Regions from separate parts of the Homo sapiens genome. Here region 1 is linked to region 2. Evidence: read pairs that join two places in POLR2A ChIA-PET (ENCODE). Cell type or tissue: A673. All regions are shown on one strand. Links, peaks and the distances in the headings refer to the core of each region. The heading gives the core; the rest is flanking DNA.

Region 1 (5,383 bases), core at 93-5,092, 190 kb before region 2:
AATTGAATAATAAAAGCATAAATGGTATTGTGAAGCTGATAGAATGCCAAAAGACTTAACATAGTGGGTTCTCAGTAATTTTTCCTTCCTTCTTTCTTCCTCCCTTCCTTCTTTCCTTCCTACATACCTGTCACTATATCTGAGGCTCTCCTCCTATCTGCTGGGTGGTAGGACCCAGAAGCTTTAAAGAAAGCACTTTTCTGTCATTTAAAGCTTGCACTCCTCAACCTCCTCATTTGGCTCCATGTCCACGTTTGCAGTTTACCTTTACTACTTCTAACCGAGGAAGTGAAAACTGGTAACCCTCCTTCTCAGTCTTTTTCTATGGAGCCCTAGGGTCATTGTGAGCAGGCCTGGGGAGGATTTTTTCACTAATGCTGAACTAAATGATGTATTAAATTGGGTGAGGGCTGCCTTCAGGTGAAGATGAAAAGTACCTTGGCTGCCCTAGGAAAGAATGCTTCCCCCAGGATGTTTTCAGCTGCACTTTTCCATTCCACTTTAAATAGCACAGGTGATAAGGACTTTATGTGCATAATCCTCTGAACCAGCCCAGCAGCCCAGTGTCACCTTCTGCTACAGAGAAAGAGAGAAGGGAAGGTTGTGCAAGAAGAGATGCTTTAGCTTTCCTTTCAATTTTTTTTTTCTTCCTCACTCCCCTATTGGAAGGAAAGAAAATACGAGCATAAAGAAGGTACCACTTATTTTACCAAAACTTCAAAAGACACCAAATCCAGGTCTCCAGGTAAGTTTCTGGAGTATTCCAGTTATCTTTGATTATGGTTCCAATTAGGATAAGTTTTGCTAAAATGAGTTAGGTATTTCTCTGTGCCTGCCATGGTCATATAATGGAGACAATCAGTCATTTACTGTACACATCAGTGCAGGACTGAGGGAAGGCTTTTAGAAGATGTGGGACTCCACCTTTTCAAAGGGTCAAAGGGCAGACAATTTCACAATAAAGGGCAGAGAGACTTGGACCTCAAGGTTATGGGAGAAAACCTGCTATCTGATCAGAGTGCAAATTGCTCCAAGGATTGGCTGTCAATCACAGAAGAATAAGTAGACCATTATATTTTACTGTCTGCTCCTTGCATAGACTAAATTAGAGCAGTTTGTGTACTTTTTATCACTTTCTTTGTACTTTATGTTGTTAAAAAAATGAATATGGCATATATCCAGTTTTGCCATCAGAGCTTCAAATACAAAGAATATTGACAGAATATTTTTAATAATTTTTTTAAAAATCTTCCCTGGCTATATAAGAGATAAAGCTGTTTTGTTGAACCATACAAATAGAAATTACAGGAATTAGCCATAAAAATATGGATACTGCCTACTTAAAGCTTACATATTTTTACAAGTAAATGATAGAGCAGGGTTTAAATGCAGGTCTGTCCAAACTCATACCGCATAGAAAATTGTGAAAATTAAATACAACGAACTCTAAAAACTAACTTAGGGCAGTGCCTGGCATGCAATAAGCACCCAATAAAGAACACGCACACGCACATTTCATTTCTGCATTTGTCCACAGGGCCCTACTCACTGTATACTCCGCACTCCATGGACTTTAAATACAGCTACCTAAGTGACACAGTAGCCCAGCAGCTGGTTAAACATCAGCAAGTAGAAATGACAGAATGGACAAAGAGGCTATAGAGAAAGGAAGGAATAGTTTTTAAGGTGTGCTACCTGGAGAAAAAGAAGGCTCTGTGAGGTAGCCTAGATGAGGATGGGGGAAAAGTTCTTTAAAAAAGACAACAGGTAAGGGAAATGGTACTGGCTTAGTGGCAAGTAGGAAGATTATAGGATGCAGTGTGCGACTGAGTTCTGCCAGCCACTAGACCTTACTAACAGCCTGTCTCTGAGTCTCTTTTTCTGCAGATGGAGGTCATAGGTGAAAAAAGGATATGTCGAAACCCTGAGTAGATGTACGACAGAAGTAGAAACAAAGTCTCCTCTTTGTTTGCCCTGGGATGTAGCCATATTTCCTTATGACCATATCCCCTGTCTGGCTTGCAGACTACTGTACAGTTTTTGCATTTTTTCTTCAGAAATGACTCACAAATGCTATATTATTTTACCTTCCCAAATTGCTTTCCATAAACCAAAAAAAGGGGGGCTTGGAGTGATATTATAAACATGGCACATCTGTTTTTAATAAATGAAGAAGTATTATAAAATTTTTACTTTGGGGAAATATCCAGAATTTTTTCCTGAAGAAAAATTGTATCCATCTGGTCCCATGAGAGCTGGTTTTTACATTAAGGAATATTTGTTGGTTGGGTGATTGGAGAGTGGGAGTGGGGAAAAGGGGGAAGTTGTTAGATCCAACACTTATCGTTAAGTGGAGTTAGTTTCTAAAAATGTAGCATCCAGAAACTGGTGAGTAATCCTTCTTCGTAGTGCAATATTATGTCACCAGATCTGCTGAGCTAATGCACAATAAAATTAATCCTCCATTTCTGCAAATGCTGGTGATATGGCAATCACAGATGTGCTGAAATAGAAGTGTTCATGCCAGGCAGAGTTCACGAGCCACAGATCTAGCCAATTGTCAAATTTCCGGCCCACACTTCACTCCAAACCCACGCTATCTGAAGGGAGGAGGAAGTGGCTGAAGATTCACTTATCAGCTTTCCAACCCTATCTCATCTCTTTCTCCAGAGTTGTTATTGCACATTTTTGCCATTATTTTACAATTTCCAGCCAACTTGGCAACATACTATTTATGAAGACAGTATGTGGTAGGGCTCGGGCAGGAGAAGTGAAAGTAGGTAAGGGCAAAGAACTGACATTCATGGGCATGGGCATTAAATGGGGCCTTCTAGATTTAAATTTCCCAAAAACCTTGTGGAGCTGGTGTTACACTTCCAATTTTAGACTGGAAGAAACTGCCCAGTAAGCATACCAAAATCAGTACAACCCCAAGCTCTTTCCATTATACCATGTTGATCCAGTCAGCATGTCTATGCTTACATTCTTCTTCTGAATGATCCCTACTGATTTCCAAAAAGGAAGCACTAGGTGAAAGGAATTTAGGGTCAATCTAGTTTAATAACCCAGCCCAACGAATGGCAAAGTAAAGCAAAAGTTACCCTTAACTCACTGGTCCAGTCCATTGTGGCCGTTCATGACTATACTGCGATATCAATGGGGATCTTCTTTTCAGAATCTGGCCACATGCTCATGGAATCAACACCAAGCCCCTCAAAACTCCAGGAAAGAGATTCTGATTGATTAAGCTTGGATCACAAGCCCACTTCCTGGCTAGAGAAAGACAGAATCCCTTGACCAATATAACACCATATGCCAAGGAGAATTGGGTTGCTGTTACCAAAAAGCCAAAATAAAAGATAGCCACTAGAATGGTACTTTTAGAAACCTGCAGTCACCCCGTCTGTTGTTTGAAATTTGTATTACCTCTCCCTCTCCAACAGGAAAATGGGAAACTAAACCCCATGAGGGCAGAGCCATTGTCTGTTTTGTTCCTCTCTCAAAACCAAACATTAGCACGGAGCCTGGTACGTGTAGGGCATGTAATAGCACATGTCTGCTATATGAATGGACCAGTCAAGATCTACATGTTGCCTGAAAGTCTCATCATGAGAAACTAAATGAATTAACTTTGGTGCCTACTTCAAACCAAGTGACTTGGAGGTCTCCCGTGAAACTTGTTCTTCTTTCAGTTGAATCTCAAAATTTATCATGACTCCTAGCAGGCCTTAGCAACAGTGAGGAAAAAGCTGCCCAGCAGTAGCTTTAGCCCTTCTGCAGAAACAACACTCACCAATTCTGAGTGCTTGGATGGCCAAAATCACCCCAGTCAGATGAGCTTTAGCAGTTCTCCTTTCACTGAAAAATCATTAAACATCCTTTATTTTTTTTTTTTCTTTTTTTTTTTTTTGAGACGGAGTCTTGCTCTGTCGCCCAGGCCAGACTGCGGACTGCAGTGGCGCAATCTCGGCTCACTGCAAGCTCCGCTTCCCGGGTTCACGCCATTCTCCTGCCTCAGCCTCCCCAGTAGCTGGGACTACAGGCGCCCGCCACCGCGCCCGGCTAATTTTTTGTATTTTTAGTAGAGACGGGGTTTCACCTTGTTAGCCAGGATGGTCTCGATCTCCTGACCTCATGATCCACCCGCCTCGGCCTCCCAAAGTGCTGGGATTACAGGCGTGAGCCACCGCGCCCGGCCACATTCTTTATTTTTAAATAAGAAGCTTAGCTACCATCTACAGTGCAATATCTCTGTTTCATGTATTTATGACGATTTTAGCTTGTGTCTGAATGTCATCGAGGAAAACCTCTTTTAATTGGGAGGTTGATACACTTTTTAAAAAGAAATTCAGAAAGCAAGGATTTCCCCCACCTCATTTTTATCAACCCACTACCTCCTGAAAATGTCATTTTTGTGTTTCTTCTTACTGCCTTTCTCTGAAGCTCTTTGAATTCAAGGAGAATGTCTTATTTCCTGTTATATCCGTAGCACCTAGTACAGTGCCTGGCACACAGCTGATGCTCAATAAATAGTTGTACTTAATGAATAAGTACATCAGTATGGTTTTTCTTTAAATCAATGTCCAATATATATAACCAATTGTTGAATGCCAGCTCTATGCCAGTCAGGGCACTGTTAGAAACCTAGAGGGAATGTGCGTTTGATGCTTTTGTTAACCAACATAGTTTTTTGTGTTTTTTCTCAAAGACTCACTGTAAGTAGAATCTACAGTGAGAAAACACTAGTAAGGGAAAAAAAACAGGTTGTCTACTAAAGTCATTTAACTTGCTTAAATGGCCTCTTTGGGGCAGGACCACGTGATGACTTTCATGGGCTCCAGGCATTTTGCCGTCATCCCTTCTTCCAAAAAATAATTAAAAGTTATACTTTACAATTCTACTGGTATAAAGATGAATATAAAGCAAACTGAATTCATCATCATCATATATTCATTATCATTCCATTCATTTTTCTTCTTTGTTTTAAATGTAATTAAAACATTAAAAGTACCGCGGGCCCCATAAACACTGCCTGCTGCACCTAATGGATAAGTCAGCCCTGCCTTGGGGGCCACTTGAACAGTACTATTTCCCAACCAGAGCAAGTTCTCCTCCTCCCTCCTTTTCTGATGGAATAAAGCTTCACTCCAAGGGGCTGATCTAGGCTTTCTAGTTAGAATCCTAACTCAGAAAACCTCTCCTTTTCTTGTCTAATTTAAGAATACTATGCTGAGACCTAAGGGGGAAAAGCCTGCCTGCATTAACCTTCTACCAGTTCCGAATCATGCTGACTCTTATCTTTTCTGTTGCTAAGCTGTGGGACTATTATGCCTCCCCAACACTGCAGAGCCCTCCTCTTGTTTATGTAAAGACTCCAATTAAG
Region 2 (5,383 bases), core at 196-5,195:
ATAAGTAAAGGCACACAAAAATGCTGGCAATGTCGTGTTAAATATTAAGAGCAGTTACAAAAATTTATGAATAGTATTATCCCAAGTCATGTTTTAGTTATAAAAGTAAATATTTACGTAGAGAAAAAAGCAACTAGAAGGAAGCATACCAAAGTGGCTGTCTCTGAGTGGTAGAATCATGGAATGCCCTTCTTTTCTCTCCTTTGTTATTTCTATCTTCTACTATAAAGAAGTATATCTGGCCAGGCGCGGTGGCTCACTCCTGTAATCCCAGCACTTTGGGAGGCTGAGGCGGGCATATCATCTGAGGTCAGGAGTTCGAGACCACCCTGGCCAACATGGTGAAACCCCAACTCTACTAAAAATACAAAAACTAGCTGGGTGTGGTGGTGGATGCCTGTAATCCCAGCTATTCAGGAGGCCAAGGCAGGAGAATCGCTTGAACTCGGGAAGCAGAGGTTTCAGTGAGCCAAGATTGTACCATTGCACTCCAGCCTGGGTGACAGAGCAAGACTCCGTCTCAAAAAAAAAAAAAAAAAAAAAAGAAAGAAAGAAAGAAAGAAAAAAGGAAAAAAAAAAGTATGTCTGCCTTATCAGCCTTGTCTTTTATGACCACTCCTTCAGTCAGATGGTCTTTTTCCAGAACACCATGTTCTTTCCCACCTCCACGCCTTTGCTTATACTGAGCCTGCTACCTAGAATTCTCATCTCCTTTTTCTCCAAGAGCAAGCTTCGATCTCTCCATCTCTATAAAGGCTTCCCTGTCTGTCTATGTTGATCTTCAGCCATCGCTTTTTTTTCTGAACTTCTGCTCTTCCTCAGTCAGTGGCATGATATGCCATTTCCCAAGGGCATAAATCATCTCCTTTAATCTTCAAACCTCCCTGGGAGATTTTCATTATTATATCCATTTTGTTGGTGAGGATACTGTGTGAATCAGAGAGATTAGGTAACTTGTACAAGACACTGTTTCATTACTCTTTAATTATTTCATGTTTTTACATGCTTCGTCTCTTCACCAAGATTATAAGCATATTGTTTTCCAGGATCTTATTTTATGCAATACTATCTTACTCATCTGATACTCAAGAATGAATCTTTACCATAATTTTATTTTCAAATTGTTTGCTTTAATTATCAAACAGTATTTTATGTTAACCTCTTTTAATCATTTTAACAATAAATTGAGTATTGTGAGCCTTTTTCTCCAATATGTAGAATCAATATAATTATCAGTTGTGGTACCATGCTGTATCACAATGATACTCTCAAAGACTATTAGGGAATAGGGCAATTTGCCCTTGTACCAAATGTCTGCTACAGAATCCTAGTATGTCTTACATAAGTATTACCAGTTAGACTCATGTATCTAATTCCTCTCCTCTCCTCCCTCCTACTCTAAAATGAACAGATGAGCTCATTTTAGCAAGTACAGTATCATGTCTATGCATTTCCAGCTGCATCTGTCTGTTGATAAAAGGAACTTAGTACTGAAACACAACTGGACTAACTGTAATTGAAACTGTAATGAAAAATGAGCAATTTAAATAATGGGTCAGATAACAAAAATCTGTTTTACTTCAAGAATCCTTACATAAGATTTATATATTGCAAATTTCCTGTTAAATTCTTGCTTGATTGATAGACAATATATTATATGCAATCAGACACATACATATACTACAATTATTGCTACTGAAAGTCTATTCAGATTCATTTGTTGTAAGATTAGACTTACAGTTTTCCAAGTTTGCCTTATGAAAGGAATTGAAAGAGGCCTTTGGAAATATTCAATATAATAGTTTGAAATATTCAGATTCCAAGACTTTCCCCTGGAAATTCTGACTCTGTTGATGTGGGTTGGAATCTGAGAATCTATTCTTTTTTAACAAGCATTCTAGATGATTCCAAGGTTTTCTCACAAATCTAAATGGGGTTTGTGGGCAAACTACTCTCTCAGTTCCTGCATATCAATGTATTTTTTTTTAATTCTTCATGACAAAAGAATATCTTAGCTGGGTATAGGACCCTTTCCCTTCTTTCAAAAAATGATGAGAGCTTACTAAGGGTCTGTTCTCAGTGACAGCAGTGAACAAACAAGTCCTCCATTCTTACAGTGCCCATATTCTAGTGGGAAAAAGAGATACAATAAACAAACACAGGTAAGCAGATAAGTGCTATAACTTATAGGAAATAAAGTGAATAAGGCAGATAGAGAATGACCCAGAAGAGAGTTGCCATTTTATTAAAATGTAGGGGGTTAGAGAAGGCCTCCTTGATAAGATAATACCTGAACAAAGACCTGAGGAAGGGAGGGAGCCATGTGGAGTTGGGCAAAGTGTGTTCTAGGCCAGATGCAAGGCAGGTGTTGTGACTGGCGGGTGTGAGCAAGGGGAGAAGGATCAGAGACTGTTCAAAAGGAAAGGAGATGCCAGGTGCGGTGGCTTATACCTGTAATCCCAGCACTTTGGGAGGCTGAGGCAGGTGGATCACAAGGTCTAGACATCGAGACTGTCCTGCCCAACATGGTAAAACCTCATCTCTACTAAAAATACAAAAATTAGCTGGGCGTGGTGGCGTGCGCCTGTAGTCCCAGCTACTCAGAAGGCTGAGGCAGGAGAATCACTTGAGTCCAGGAGGCGGAGGTTGTAGTGAGCCGAGATTGTGCCATTGCATTCCAGCCTGGGTGACAAGAGCGAAACTGTCTCAAAAAAAAGAAAGAAAGAAAGAAAGAGGAAGGAAAAAGGAAGGAAGGAAGGTAGGAAGGAAGGAAGGAGGGAGGGAAGGAGGGAGGGAGGGAAAGAAGGAAGGAAGGAAGGAAGGAAGGAAGGAAGGAAGGAAGGAAGGAAGGAAGGAAGGAAGGAAGGAAGGAAGGAAAGGACAGAGAGAGAGAGAAAAGGAGAGATGGGAACCTCTAAGGGGTCTTGAGCACGGAAGTGTTGTGATGGGACCATTGTGATCTGAATGTCCAGGTGAGAGATCACGGTGGCTTGAATCCACTATTTGGAGCAAAGTTTCACTGGTTTCTTGCCTTTTTCTCTCAGATAAATTAGATTACGATGATTTCATCTCAGTTTTCTGTAGAGGCTATATGTCATTGCCTTCCGGCTTCCATGTTTCAAATGAAAAGAAGAACGACACGCTACCTCTTTTCACTTTTTTAAGTAACTTGTCCTTTCTGTTTGGAGACTTATAAGACTTTCCTGTTTATCCTTGAACTAATATTTACAATGAAGCAGACAAAGTCTGTAGGATAGAGTTAAGTTGTCAGATCAAGGTCAGAAAAACACAAAATTGGCGATAAGAAAACAATTGGAAGCCCTGAACCTGAGCACATAGACCAAAATGGGCTAAGGGCAAAAATTCAGATTTTGAAGGAAGTTCCTGGGGCCTTTACGTGGCTGTAGGGCAGCTGCCCTTCCCCAGTCAGCCTCAGCTCAAGCCAGTTAACCTTAGATCCCAGCCCCCAAGCTGCACTAACATCCTACATCTTATGCCTTTACTATCACTTTCCTTTGCAAAAAAAAAAACAAAAAAACACGTGGTCAGAGTTATACTTGGGACCATTTCACTGGCCACATATGTTGACAAATTTAAATTCTGTACGTCTACTTTCATCTCTATTCATAAGCATCTGTTCTAGATACTTACTTAGTACTTAGATAGATCTAAGTATCTATTCACTATATCTGTGGCCCTGAAAGAACTTGGATATATTTATTCAAATGTATAAGTAGAAATTCTGCTTTATTTAGATGCATTTCTTGATTTTTTATTTCATATTTGGCTAAAAGCTGAGTTCATTCATGTCTATAAAAAGTCGATCTCATTTTGGATGTAAGCAGGGAAGAGCCTTGAAGAAAGTATTTATGCCTTGTGCTATTTGGTGGGGGGAGGGGTAGAAGGAGCAGGGAAGCCTGGCTGAATAAAGGGTAAGTGAGAGAAATGAGACAAGGCTCCTCCATCTCCTGTGGAGGGTGAGTTAGAGCACAGACTCAGGAAACTATGTCAAGAAATGAGCGAGTGTCTAATGGGAGATTGCTGTAGGAAAGCAAATGACTGTAATATCTGATAATGATCCACAGAAAGATAAAAGTGTGATAAGGACAAATCACTTCTTATTCTATTCTTTATGTCCTTCCCTCCTCTGCCTCCTCAGCTAGTAGAATCTGCCTTGCTCCCACTCCCTCCCTGTCGCCCACAATCTCTGCATTTTTTTCTCTCATCCATTCTATGAATATCTTCATCTGCTATTTCTGTGGTTTCAGATGAAGAAATACTTCAGTGCATGCCGTGTGCAGCCTAGAAGTTACATATGCAATTGTAGATGAAGCTAACTGACCAGGCGACACCAGGAGGAGCACGAGGACCAAGAGAACTAAGTGGGCAAGATGCCCAGGCAGTGGACAGAAAACAGAGAACAACAACATCCAAAGAGCCACCTGGAGAACAGATGGGGACCGGGGACCAGAATGCTCTTCCTAAATCAAATAGAAAACAGGAAGGCTGTCCAAAGATTTGGGGGGCCAGGAGAGTGAGCAATACAGAAGGGATTGTGACCACCAAGCTCCCTTTCTAGAGAATGTGTCCAAAGCAGGTCCAGGCAGACTGGGGGTGGGAGAGGAGAATTCACATTAAATATTTATAATGTGCACAATGAGTTCTAGTGGGAAATCTCAGAAGATGCCACCATTTCCAACTTTAAAATACCCTTCTTCTTCAATGTCTGTGTGTGTTTTTAGGAATCCAAATACAATAAAATATTCATCATGGAGAGTTTTTGATGGTAAAAGAGTATCCCAGGGAATATCTTCTGATGTTGTATCGTCACCCTTTGTGGAATTTTCTCCCTCTCACTTCATTCTTTATTGGGTTGGAATTGGGATAAAAGAGTAGAGTGGGTCATAAGGTCCTGTTCCAAGTAATTAGAGAGTTTTTTCTTTTATCTAAATGTGCCTTGTTAAAGTATATCAGTGTCAGCCAGGTTAATTGGAACTTTAATACATAATTGATGCTAATTTATGGCTCTTTTTGTTCCAGGATGCTACTGCAGACCTTAAAGTCAGGATACAGTTTTCTTGTTATTAATTATATACAGAAAGCCAATATCCCCTATGAGAAGAGACTCATGTCATCTGTAGCTTATTAAAGATACAGTATGTCAGCCATAGGTCACTTTTACTGCTTATGCCCCCAGTAAACTCCACATTACTCCATAATAACATAATACACTAATCACAGTAAATAAAAATTAGAATTTTAAGTTAAAGCTCATAGCATACTGTATATTAAAATGTTAACATACAATGTTTTAAAAAGTGTCATGTTTCTATGGATTCATTGTATTCCACAGGGCCACAGAAACCTGGAATCATTTTGGAAA

The links. Peaks named below come from ENCODE experiments on the same cell type or tissue, not always from the same donor. Only the 100,000 strongest peaks of a DNase experiment are listed, where the experiment ranks them.
Region 1: POLR2A ChIA-PET joins it to region 2 with 7 read pairs; 2 of 35 experiments call an interaction of 5 or more read pairs at or near these places.

What each region holds. Positions count from the first base shown.
Region 1 is chr3:182,477,558-182,482,940 of GRCh38, forward strand. All of the region lies in intron 1 of LINC01994 (long intergenic non-protein coding RNA 1994), which reads right to left. Among named protein-coding and RNA genes, the nearest start is that of LINC01994, 6.1 kb to the right of the region's middle. RefSeq lists a silencer at 2,464-2,758. In A673, for the core only: no CTCF peak of the experiment used is centred there; a DNase peak (open chromatin) is centred at 2,444.
Region 2 is chr3:182,667,813-182,673,195 of GRCh38, forward strand. It overlaps LINC02031 (long intergenic non-protein coding RNA 2031), which reads left to right. Exons shown (of 5, transcript XR_427440.3): 5 at 4,269-5,383. Among named protein-coding and RNA genes, the nearest start is that of LINC02031, 26 kb to the left of the region's middle. In A673, for the core only: no CTCF peak of the experiment used is centred there; no DNase peak of the experiment used is centred there.